Linked DNA regions of Homo sapiens: region 1 is linked to region 2. A link is an interaction called in ENCODE POLR2A ChIA-PET data of the cell type or tissue named here. Cell type or tissue: A673. All regions are shown on one strand. Links, peaks and the distances in the headings refer to the core of each region. The heading gives the core; the rest is flanking DNA.

Region 1 (2,500 bases), core at 1-2,500, 770 kb before region 2:
TAAAGCCACTTGACCTGGCCAGGGCACGAAGAGCAACTCCAGGACCAGCGTTAGCGGGGCTGTCCTGAGCCCTCCACCTGATTCTGAGAACATCCCTTGCGGGGCTGTGCAAGGAGAAGCCTTTCTAATTATTTTCCTTCTGATATGTTACACACACTCACACAAATGCATTTAAGAATGTTATGACCAGCTCAGTGGCTCATGCCTGTAATCCCAGCATTTTGAGAGGCCGAAGCAAGCAAATTGCTTAGCTCAGGAGTTTGAGACCAGCCTGGAAAACAGAGAAACCCTATCTCTACAAAAAATACAAAAGTTAACTGGGTGAAGTGGTGCACCCCTGTAGTCCCAGCTACTCAAGAGGATGAGGTGGGAGGATCACCTTATCAAAAGGCTGAGGCTGCAGTGAGCTGAGATTGCGCCACTGCACTCTAGCCTGGGAAATAGAATGACACCTCGTCTCAAAAAAAAAATTACAATTACACTTGAGCATTGAGAGTAATTTTTACATTTATTTAGCCCCATGGCTGTAGAGTCCCTGCCCGTGTGTGGTGTGTGTGTGTGTGTGTGTGTGTGTGTGGTGTGTCTCTTGAGCACTGAGAGTAATTTTTACATTTATTTAGTCCTGTGGCTGTAGAGTCCCTCCCCGTGTGTGTGTGTGTGTGTGGTGTGTGTGTGTGTCTTGAGCATTGAGAGTAATTTTTAAATTTATTTTGGCCCCATGGCTGCAGAATCCCTGCTCGTGTGTGTGTGTGTGTGTGTGTGTGTGTGTGTGTGCGCGCTTAGCCACATTATGTGCTTAGCTCTGCAGCCACCTTGGCAGCGCTGTTTCTCTTCGACTCAGTTCCATCCTCTTGACTTCTCAGGTCCCTCGGGCTCTCCCCACTCCCTCCTATCACAGGGTCTTTCTTCTACCTGGAATCCTTTTCCTTATCCTGCTTGCCTAGTTAACTCCTGCTTATTTTTTAGGTTTTGGTTCAGAGGTCTCATTTGCGTGGAGATCATCCCTGACCTCCTGCTGGGCCCAAGTCAGATGCCCTGTGTGTGCCCGCTTGGCACTACTCATGGTTTTGATTTTCTATTTATTTAAGTGTGTTTTTGCGTGATGTCTGCTTCTCCCACCTAGCCTAGCTCTGTAGAGTAGAAACCAGGCCTGCTGGTCTGAGTCACTCTGTGTCCCCCGTCTCAGCACAGTACCTGGCACAAAAGACATCCTTAGTGTCTGTGGAATGAACAAATGCGTGAATGATACATCATGATTTACGTCTTGCATTTAACTCCAATGGATCAAAAATGGCGGGACCTCTCCCATGGAAGAGCTCGCCCTCTCTGTGGGCTCCCCTTCTCAGGTTATCTCAAACTAAAGACCTACTTCAGATGCAGAGTATTGAACTCTGTGTACCTGTGGCATTGCATACCTGTAGAATATGATAGTCAATTTTGCACAGATCTAAATGACTAAAAATTCCTTTCCAGAAGTTTCCTCCCAAGTATAATTTACATATTGTGAGCAGCACAGAGTTAAAAAACAATTTTATATTTCGGTTCTGGTCCCAGCTGGCAACATTTTGTTGCATAACTCTGGCTCCAAGTTTCCAGCAACTGGGAGAAAGTTTTGAAATAGTAAACAGGAAAGCAGAATAGACAGAGGGTGCCTTTGACTCTCCCAAAGGAAGACAGATTCCAAGTAGAACTGGTAGAAAAAAATGTTCCCAACATAAAACTCAGAGATTTCACCAGAATATTCAGCACATTGGCTGGAAGAGCCCATTGATACAGTAATCTGGGCACAGCCTGCCATGACCGTTCAATCAAGCTCCTTAGAGTGGCCTTGGGCTAGTAAGGCTAGAACAGCCTGGAGGGGAGAGGAAGCAGCCACTTAGGAGAAAGTAATCAGCAAAATCACTGCCCTCCCAAACTCTCCATCCTGACTGTACGGATGAATCACTTAAGGAGCATTTAGAAATTAGCAATAGTCAGGGCCCCACTGCAGACCAACTGAATCCTGTCTCTGGATATTGGAACCCAGGCATGGGCACTTTTTAAAACTCCCAGGCAATTCCAATGGTGCATCTAGGACTGAGAACACTCTCCAGGGCCCTGAGCCCAGGCTTCCTGGTTAACATTTCTTACCTTCTACACTTCTGTCCCTGGGGGAAAGTTCTCTCTGCTTTAGATCTTGCTATTATCCTACTGTCATTAAAACAAACAGTACAATGTGCCCTTTCAACATCTCAGAAGGATTCTCCAGTCTCTAGGGATACTGTCTTTCTACCATCTCATTTCTCCAGTCTCAACACTTGCTCTCACCTTGTTCCTCAGAGCGGTCCATAGAGCAGCACCAGCAGCATTACCCGGGAGCTTGTTAGAAATGCAGATTCACGGGCCTTGCCCCAGACCCCATCCTCTATCCAACAAGATCCCCAGGGTTCATGTGCACAGGAGCATCTGGGTAGCACGTATGCTCTGGAGAATGCCCCAGCCCTTGAAATTCTGGGCCATT
Region 2 (10,346 bases), core at 3,425-5,924:
GAGACTTTTACTACAGGAATTAATATGACTGTGGTAGTTGTGTCCTAGATAATCATGTGTTTTTAATTGTGAATTATAAAAATGCCAAAGATCACACTAATAAAACCAAGATATGGCTGGGTGCAGTGGCTCACACCTGTAATCCCAGCATTTTTGGAGGCCAGGATGGGAAGATGGCATGAGCTCAGGAGTTTGAGACCAGCCTGAGCAACATAGCAAGACACCATCCCTATAAAAAAATAAAATTTAAAGAAAACTCAACAAGATGTGTCACATCTCCTCCAAAGTGATGAGTTGAAACTAAATACAGATTGGCCCTTACAAAAAGATATTTTGTTAATGGAATATTTTATTTATTTAGTCGTAAATTACTCCAGCTTTCATTAAATTTCTTGCGGTAGTATCTGTGTTTAATTGGCAATATTTGTATGCTAGTTACTGTGTGGCTAAGATTTTGTCATGTTGTGCATTTGAAATGGGTAAGGTTTGTCAGGTTGTTTTCTGATGGGGTGAATGGAGTCAACTGAGTGAGCCTCAGGAGACAGCTTCAGAGTGACGGGGTCACCACTGGGGCTCGTCAGTCATTTATGGGTCAGATATCAGTACCTTCCAGTCACTCTTGCTGCTCAGATGGAAAGCAAAACTGAGGTGGAGGCCACTAGGAAGTTGGAGAATCTGAGCCTGTCACTTTGTACTTCATCCTCGGGTGGGAGATGACGGTCTGTTATGGCTAACATAACACAGGTGACATGTAGGTGGATAAGATGGCAGCCGGGGCCATCTGTTGAGTGGAAAGCACACCCAAGTCACATCTGCCCTCCAGAGTCAAGCGTATTTGTCTTAAACTCAGGAGAGTTGGGAATCTCCAAATCCTTTGCTACATCTCTAGATTCCTTAAAAATGCAAATCTATTTTTAAATATAATTTTTTTTTCAATTTGAGCTGGGGTCTTGCTATGTTGCCTAGGCTGACCTAGAGTTCTTGAGCTCAGGAGATCCTCCTGCATCAGCCTCCTGAGTAGCTGGGATTCTAGCTGTGCACGGCTGCACCCAGCGTTAAATTGGATGGTTTCTGATGACTCTGTATTTTCCATATTAATATAAATTTCCTGTCCAAGTTAAAAGGTCTTTTTAAAAAAGAAAGACACGTGTATCTTTTTGGGAATAAGTTAATAACATTTTATTTTTGTTAGTGATGAGTTGTTTTTTTGTTTTGTTTTGTTTTGTTTTTGAGACGGAGTCTTGCTCTGGAATGCAGCGGCATGACCTCTGCTCGCTGCAACCTCTGCCTCCTGGGTTTAAGCAATTCTCCTGCCTCAGCCTCCCGAGTAGCTGGGATTGCAGGCATGTGCCACCATGCGTGGCTAATTTTTGTATTTTTAGTAGAGACAGGGTTTCATCATGTTGGCCAGGCTGGTCTCGAACTCCTGACCTCAGGTGATCCACCCACCTGGGCCTCCCAAAGTGCTGGGATTACAGGTGTGAGCCACCGTGGCTGGCCATTAGTTGGGTTTTTAAAGGGGAATTTCCTTGCATCCATAACTTCAATAATGACACTGAGAATTGAAATAAGACATCTAAAGAAGAAGTAGATCTGGGGGAGAAGACTCTAGCACAATTTGTACAACTGCTTCTCACTTGAAGAGCCTCCTTCTTGAGCTGTTCTCCGTCCAAATTTAGGAAGATTAGTGTCTGGTTTGATAGTTCCACCGTTTAATAAATTCACACTTAAAAAAACTAGCAGTCACTTGAAATGCCTTTGTAAATATGAATCATACATGCTTTTAATTTGTATGCAAAGACCTTGAACCCAAATTGTCTCCTACACTCATTTTAACATGAAATTAATGATATAAATTATGTAAATTTTGAATCCATGAGGTTTTCTCATTTATTACTTGGAACATGAATTAATATATGAATACATTAACATGTAAATCTTAAATACATAAATCTGAACCTAAGCAAATATACCATAAATATGGTTTCACTACAGGTGATACTTGCAAGTAAAAAAAATTGACTAGAGGCGGGGGATGAACAAGATCTAGAATAATTTGGCTCCCTTTAGGAAATGTGGGAAAAGTGAATATGTTCTTTGCTCTTTCCAGATAGTCTGAAATGCATACATGTCTGTCAGCTAGCAGCAGTTTGGACTTTATGCTAGATGAAACCAACATAATCTACAACGTTTTGATTTATGGACACTCTCACAGCATCCTAACCATCTTCATTCCAAGCTACAAAACTTTTATCTTTGTGTAGCTTTTCTTTTTCCAAAATTTTAAATAAGTTATTCTGCTGACAAAATATGCTTATGCTTAAAGCAGTCTTCACCGGACCAAGGAATCCTTTCTACTAACTTCGTATTACCAGTGGAAATCTCTCAGTATCAAGTAATTATCATGCAACAGCTTCTAAGTGCATCGTTTCATGGAGGTAGAGCAGTGCATGGGAGCATTTTTCTGACGCGTGGATCTCTGTAGCACGGCAGTCTCACAGATGTACGTGGTACCTAGGAATGCCAATCCCCAGTCCCGTGCAGAAATAACAAGAATACAAAGGATAGCCTGTGGGTACAAATGAGCGCACCTTAATGCTTCCATTTGAATTTTGCTAACTGAATCCCATGTATTAACGCTCATTTAGCATTGCAACCATACCTGTTTCTAGGACATTACCATTTTTACGGAGAGATAGATAGGTTGCCAGCTCTCACTCCAGGCCCAGCTCCCTGGCAATCATGACCTTGAACCACCTAGAAGCAAAGTGAGCCCCCATCTAAGGTCTTGTGATTGCTGCTGCTGCTCTGGGCAATTTCAGCTTTGTAGGCAGAGTGACCCATCTTGGTGGGGTACACACTGGTTTGAGGCTCAACAGTAAAGAAGAGGACTTTCATCTCCTCTTCTTCACTGTCTTTTTTCTGCTCCCATTTAATTAATTAGTTAATTAATTAATTTTTTGAGACAGAGTCTTGATCCTCCTGCCTCAGCCTCCCAAGTAGCTGGGAATACAGGAGGGCACCACCATGCCTGGCTAATTTTTGTATTTTTAGTAGAGATGGGGTTTCACCCTGTTGGCCAGGCTGGTCTTGAACTCCTGACCTCAAGTGATCTGCTTGCCACAGCTTCCCAAAGCACTGGGTTTATAGGCATGAGCCACCGTGTCCACCTGCTGCTGCTGTTTTAAACCAGACCCACAGTGGGTCTCCTGTGCCCTTATTTGTTGGTCCAGACCCCTGACTACCTTGCTGCATCTGCTTTGCACTCAGCTTTTCACTCTCACGTGCAAACCCCTCAGCATGCTATTTTCTACCACTCCTGCTCGGCTCTGCTCTAAATGCTGTTGGTGCTGCTGTTGCTTGTGTCTGGGATATTGGTGGATGTTTTGCTGGTGCTTTAGACTGACTTCCTTTCTTCTGCTAGTGGGAATATTGGCTTCCTGCCACCGAGTTCTAGTTTTCTAAAGAGGTTTCAGGCAGAGCACTATAATAACTGTTTTTTTCTTGGAAACAACAGCCTTTTAGCCCTTAGAGTGTATATGTACCAACAAATTGGCTGGGCTTCAGTGATTTCAGGTAGTGGCCATTCTACTCCCCTGGAAACCACCATTTCCCCTCCCACTTATAGAACTCGTGGCTGAATGTGGCAGAGCCAGACTCCTTTGAGGCAGCTTTTCTCCATGGGGGTCTCATAGATCCTCAAATCAGGCTTAGCTATATTGCCTGAACCTCAATCCTTGCCATCGTTAGAGTCCTCTCCTTGTCACTACCTAGATTCCTTAACCCCCATCAAAACCAGTGGGTGCAAACAGACCTATGAAAGTGTCCATGATTAGAGAGAGAGTTTTCAGTCCTACCTTCAAGACTCATTTGAATAGGACTTGCAGCCCAGGCCAGACATGCTGTTACAAAGTGCTACAATAGATTTTAATAGCTAAAGTACTATGGTGCCACAGATGAAGGAAAACTTCATTTTATCTAAGGTGATGAAGGTAAGAGAAGACTAAAGGGAAGATCTTGGGTTTGCAGGAGTTTGTAGGTAGACATGGTAAAGAAAGCTTTCTACATAGAAGAAAGGTTGGGCCTCCAAGAACTAAGGCGTGTATGTAGCAAATGGCCATGTTTGGGAAGTGAAAATGAAGCAGTGTTGTTGTCTGGGGTAGATACCCAAGGTTCGTCATCTTGTGCCAAGAAGATTAAGGACATGGACACACACAAGGAGTGAGTTTAGGAGCGGAGGTTTAATAGACAAAAGAAAGAAAGGAGAGCAGCTCTCTCTCTTTCGAGACAGAGGGGCTCCTAAATGGGAATTCCAGCCATGACAGAGTGCACCGGGTTTTATAGACAGGCTTTAGGAGGTGGTGTCTGATTTACATAGGGCTCAGAGATTGGTTGGACTGGGTGTGATGTTTACATAGCACCCAGAAAAGGCTGGTCACCCCACCGTAATCTTATTATGCAAATGGACTTTCCACTTGGCTGGTGCCATGTTGCCTGCTCCTCACTGTACATGCAGCTGGCAAAGAGAAGGGAAGATGGAGCCACCATTTTGACCATGCCTAGTCCCAGGTGGCCTTTTCCTATTGGCACAGCTGCCAGCATTCACCTGTACACGCTTCCAGCTTGCTTGTCTGTGTCTGCAGCTCGATTTTACAGGCTGCTGTTTGTTAGAAAATGATTTGGGAGTGCTTTTCATTAAAAGGAAAACCTTACCAAGGACTCCCGTACCCTCATATCTGCCTAAATAATTTCTTCTTAACTCCTATATCAAAATTAAGCTTGGTTGGATTTCACACCTTGAATCAACAAACCTGGTGCTGGGAGGCAAGTTTCCTTCTTAAAACTGACTACTGTTCATCAAATTGTCATTTCAGAAACCTACAATGTTACTTCAAGAGTGACTAAAAATTTGCATGCAGCCCGGCGTGGTGGCTCACGCCTGTAATCCCAGCACTTTGTGGGGCTGAGGTTGGGGGTGGGGGGGATCACCTGAGGTCAGGAGTTTGAGACCAGCCTGGCCAACATGGTGAAACCCCGTTTCTACTAAAAATATAAAAATTGGTTGGCCGTGGTGGCATGCGCCTGTAATACCAGCTACTGGGGAGGCTGAGGCAGAAGAATCGCTTGAACCCAGGAGGCGGAGATTGCAGTGAGCTGAGATGGTACCACTGCACTCCAGCCTGGGTGATAGAACATACCTCTGTCTCAAAAAAAAAAAAAAAAAAAAAGGAAAGAAAATTTGCATGCGTGTGTGTGTTGTATGTGTGTGTTTGGGAGAAGGGAGAGCTTCATCATGATCAACAATATTTTTGTGTGTTTAAGAGTTGATGTTTTATGTGAGATTTCATTTGGGGGAAAAAAAAGCTTCCTCTGCTAAATGTTTAAAAATCATTAACCTAGGGCTTCATTCAGCATTGTAACCGCACCTGTTTCTAGGACACTACCATTTCTATGAAGAGATAGATAGGTTGCCAACTCTCTCTCCAGGCCCAGCTCCCTGGCAATCATGACTGCACCACCTAGAGGCAAAGTGAGCCCCCATCTAAGGTCTTGTGACTACTGCTGCTGCTCTGGGCAGTTTCAGCTTTGTAGGCAGAGTGACCCGTCTTGGTGGGGTACAAACTGGCTTGAGGCTCAACACCTTTGAAAAACAGATAAACCTTTTAACATGCCATGTTGAATTTTTTCTTTCCAATGTTGCATTTTTCCAAAAGAACACATACTCATTTTAAAAAGTTATAAAATAGAGATAAACAAAAAAGAAAAGGTAAACCAACCATAACCCTACAAACTAGAAATTTGTTACTGGATAGCATCTTGATGTACATTCATGTGTTAAGAAAACCTATTCTGCAACTCTTCTTTTTTTCTTAATGTATGGTGGGCATCATTCTCATTATTACATCTTCTTTTTGTTTTATTTTGTTTCATTTTGAGACAGTCTCACTCTGTTGCTCAGGTTGGAGTGCAGTGGCATGATCTCTGCTCACTGCAATCTCTGGTCCTGGGCTTAAGCGATTCTCGTGCCTCAGCCTCCCGAGTAGCTGGGACTACAGCCGTGCACCACCACGTCCCTCTAATTTTTGTATTTTTAGTAGAGACGGGATTTCACCGTGTTGGCCAGGCTGGTCTTCAACTCCTGACCTCAAATGATCCACCCGCCTCACCTCCCAAAGTGCTGGGATTACAGGTGTGAGCCACCGCGCCAGGCCTCATTATTACATCTTCTACTGTGTAGAAGGTGTTATTGGTCAAATTATATTCCATTATGTTAATGAGCCATGATAATATATCTAGCAGATCCCCAGTTGTTGAACAACTAGATTTGTTCCAGTTTTTAACTATGATAAATCCTGCTGTTATGAGTCTCATTCAGAAGTAAAAGGGTTGAGAAGGACAAGGATATGGTTAGAATGCCTGAGGCGATGTGCTTGAGTTGGACAGGGCAGACAAGTCATGGTTAAAGCACGTGTCCATGTGTAGTGCAGGTGGGCTGTGTTTAAAGCGCCCTGTGCTCCGTGTGGGAGTCAGAAACCTCTCAGTGAGGTGACTGGCAAAACAGAAGCTGGGGATGGAGAGAGTTAACTGCCTCTGGATGGGAGCCGAATGATATCAGGATGATGATTGCAGAGTGTCCTCAGAAGGCCTGGAGCATCTGCTCATGCCCAGACTCCTCAGCAAGAACACTGCCAGAAGAAAGTGACTACTAGGGACTGGTTACACAGGCTGGGAATGTCGAGGGGCCCGTAATGGGATCGTATGTACTGTGCGGTGTGGCAAGAGGGGTTTGGCTGCATTAGGGAGAGCCGCATGGTCAGAGATGGCTGGCTAGAGGTGAGGTCAACAGGCTATTTGAGTGGAAAACCTCAGCTCCCTGCAAAGGAGGCGGTTTCCACTATCACATCAGCGAGAGGTGCCCGGTATGATGTTGGCAGGGTAAGGTTTTCAAATAAATCTGCTCCCAATGGCCCTCGTCCAATGCCTTCTGTGTGGTCTTTTAATATCAGAAACTTGAGTCAGTGCCTGCAGGCACCTCAGCAGCATAGATGGCTATTTCCTTAGGTCAAATGTTCAGATGCAGAACTTCCGGCTCACAGTCCGTGCAAGCTTTTAAGGTTTTTGATATGTGTAGTTAAATTGCTCCCTCTAAAGAACTTACCCTCTAAATAGCAACGTAAAGAAATACCTGTTTCTCCTTAACCTTACAACCTTGCAACACTGGAAATTTATTCCATTTCCTCTCTTGCAAAATAGTATCGTAGGCAAAATAGTAGTAGTTGTAGTTGTGTTTGCCCTCTTCTCATAGGCTTATTGGCCAGTTGTATTTTTCTTTTAAATCATATATTTAGGTCTTTGATCTGTTTTTATGTTGGTATGGCCATTTTTCTTTTATTTTCTTCTTCTACTTCCTTTTTTTTTCCTGCTGATTCATGAGTTCTATAAATAGTAAGGCTGTTAAGTTTTGCCTGTCATAGGTGTAGTGTATGTTTCAGGGTTCTCATTTGCCTTTTAATTTTACTATGGTGTTTTTCATATAGGGAATTTTAAATTTTGATGTCATCCAAGCTATTAGTATTTCTGTATGGTGTAGTTATGCTTAAAAAGTCTTTTTTTCACTACAAGTAAAAATTATTTACCAATTATTTTCCCGAAGCAGTTTACATTTAAATGTTTAATGAAGAAAAATTGAATTCTCTATAGGATACAAGTTGGTTAATTTATAAATAACCAATAAGTTAGACAAGATAGTCAACATGTTTATTTACCTGAGCTGGCAAAGTTTTTAGACTTCTGATTCTATTGTATTTCTTCTGGTGTTTCCAACATATAAAAAAGCACTTAATAGAGTGCTTTAAAAATATCAGTGCCAAGCACAGCTGCCCCAGATGAACTGAATCAGGATCTCTGGGGATGGGATTAGGCATATTTGGATTTTAAAAAAGGAAACCTCATTGAGTGACCCTGATTTATATCTCTAATTAAGAGCAGTGCTTCTCATCCTTGGCTGTACATTAAAATCAACTATGGAAATTTAAAAGTTTTGATGCCTAGGATGCTGCCTGGTTAATGAAATCATAATTTTTGGAGTGAGGCCCAGGCACTACTAATTTTTAAAATTAGTGATTCCCAGGTGATTCACAATTGGGAAAATAATAGGAGTGGATAGGGAGAAAGCAAGCAAGGGGAATTTACATCAGATAATGCCCCAATTTCTTCATGAAATAGGAAGCAAATTTTCTGCTGAGAACAATGGAGATGGATAGAGGGGAGAGGACCCAAAAGAATGGGGAAGCTCTGGGGTAACTGCTGTGGGGAATGGAGATGAAGTGGGCGAGGGATAGGGAGACAGATGGATGAGTAATGTTGAGTGTGCAGCAGAAATTGGAACCAGGAATTTGTTCTGGGGCCAATCCAGATAATGTGATTTTTTTCCTCACTGAGGCTCAGAAATCTGGGCCTTGCAGGTTGAAAAGATAGAAGCGTTAGGACTGACCCAGATTTGGGAGTTCGCAGAGCAGGAAGGAAGAAGGAAAAGGAACTGTTTCTTTCTGAGTTATTTCTTCTTGGTATTGACTTACCAGAATATAATTTCTGAAAATGAATGCCAACAGTAATTTTTATGGAAAGTCTAAGCTATTGCCATTGAATCGGGGGCCACTGGTTATCACAAATACAGGGACTCTTAGCCGTGGGTTTCCACCAGAGATCATCAACGTGTCTTCACTATACATATGCATGAGCTCTACCTAGCGATCAACAGACTGGAAGACAGAACCTGGCATCTGTAATTTTTTAAAGCTCCGCCATAGATTATGATGCCCACTCTGAGAACCTCTTACTATAGAAAGTGCTAGGAGCTGTCATAAATATCAAGTTAAAAGCAGAGAGGCCAATCCAAGCACAGGCCAATCCAAATTCTTAAAGGGAACTGGCTTTCCAAATTTCCTTGAAATGTAACTCATGACACTTTTACCAAATAGCATGTAAGAGATGTCATAGACATTAAAAGGAAACAAACAAACAAAAAAAGGATGTAGCTTTTTTTTTTAATAAAATGAATGGCATTTTGAGTTCCTCTTTAGTTCTTTTTAAGAAATAGCTTATTATACAAGATGAGCCCCTAGTGCGAGCTGAATTTCCATAATGTGTTGTTTTGCAATGTGCTCAGGGGTGACTATGAGGAACACTGTGTCCGGGGACCAACCGGGGGGGGATATTTCCTTTCCTACCCTCCCTTTGCTACTTAGAAGAAGGAAGTTTCAGGAAAGTATGTTAGTTCTAGGATTTTTTTTCCTCTTCTCAAGAAGTAAGTGGGCATCTACTAGACTGGGGTAAGAGAAGGGTAGGATTTCTGATTTATATCTTCTAATGAAGTGCCAGCTGTCTGGATTAGACCCATGAGATTGGGCCAAAAGCTATACTGGAGTGAGCCGGGTACCAACAGACATAGAATGTCAGGTGCTATCAAAATTTTCAGTGAAAGCTCCCTTTGATCTTGACAGCTTTATATGATTTTAATAATTTGGCATTAAATTGTTTGTTTTTCCTAAGTGGGCAAAAGAATTGTGAATAATTTTAGTATATTAAATGAGACACTTGCAAGTCGCAGAATACTTTGGAAACAAATATTTCAGGGAGACTGATAGGAATAAGGGAATAAAAGAATTCAGCATGTGTTACTTTATAATACCAAGCCTTGTGTTCCATATTATTATGGACCAGTTTGACATTAAAGGCATAGGTCACTGATTTTCAATATTTACATTTTCATATCTTAGGTCAAAGAGAGCTGATCACCTGCATAATGTGTGGATGTTCTTTTTCTCTTCTGTTTTTTGAGACAATGTCTCATTCTGTTGTCCATGCTGGAGGGCAGTGCCACGATCACAGTGCACTGCAGCCTCGACCTCCTGAGCTCAAGTGATCCTCCTGCCTCGGCTTCCCAAAGTGCTGAGATTACAAGCATGAGCCCCTGGCTCAGCTGATGTTCTTGATCATTTGTTGTTGATATTGTGTGTATACTAATAGTAAGGTCCTATCTAGAAGAACACCGCTTTTCTCATGTTCTGCTTCCACTTGCTATTTTGGGACCTTAAGTCCTTCTGTTTCTGGATGTGTGTGCATAGGTGGGGGGACTGGAGGGTTCTCAGGGCTTCTTCCTATGAGATCACAAACATGATCTTCTTGAAATTACACATCTGCCCTGATATGGTTTGGCTGTGTCGCCACCCAAATCTCAACTTGAATTGTATCTCCCAGAATTCTCACATGTTGTGGGAGGGTCCCAGGGGGAGGTAATTGAATCATAGGTAAACCTGACAGTAAATAAATACCTGTCTTTCCCA

What was found. Peaks named below come from ENCODE experiments on the same cell type or tissue, not always from the same donor. Only the 100,000 strongest peaks of a DNase experiment are listed, where the experiment ranks them.
Region 1: POLR2A ChIA-PET joins it to region 2 with 5 read pairs; 1 of 35 experiments calls an interaction of 5 or more read pairs at or near these places.

The regions. Positions count from the first base shown.
Region 1 is chr10:17,007,691-17,010,190 of GRCh38, forward strand. All of the region lies in intron 28 of CUBN (cubilin), which reads right to left. Among named protein-coding and RNA genes, the nearest start is that of CUBN, 120 kb to the right of the region's middle. In A673, for the core only: no CTCF peak of the experiment used is centred there; no DNase peak of the experiment used is centred there; H3K27ac peaks cover 332 bases.
Region 2 is chr10:17,776,539-17,786,884 of GRCh38, forward strand. All of the region lies in intron 3 of TMEM236 (transmembrane protein 236), which reads left to right. Among named protein-coding and RNA genes, the nearest start is that of MRC1, 28 kb to the right of the region's middle. In A673, for the core only: a CTCF peak has its summit at 5,534 (motif pointing left); a DNase peak (open chromatin) is centred at 4,403; H3K27ac peaks cover 246 bases.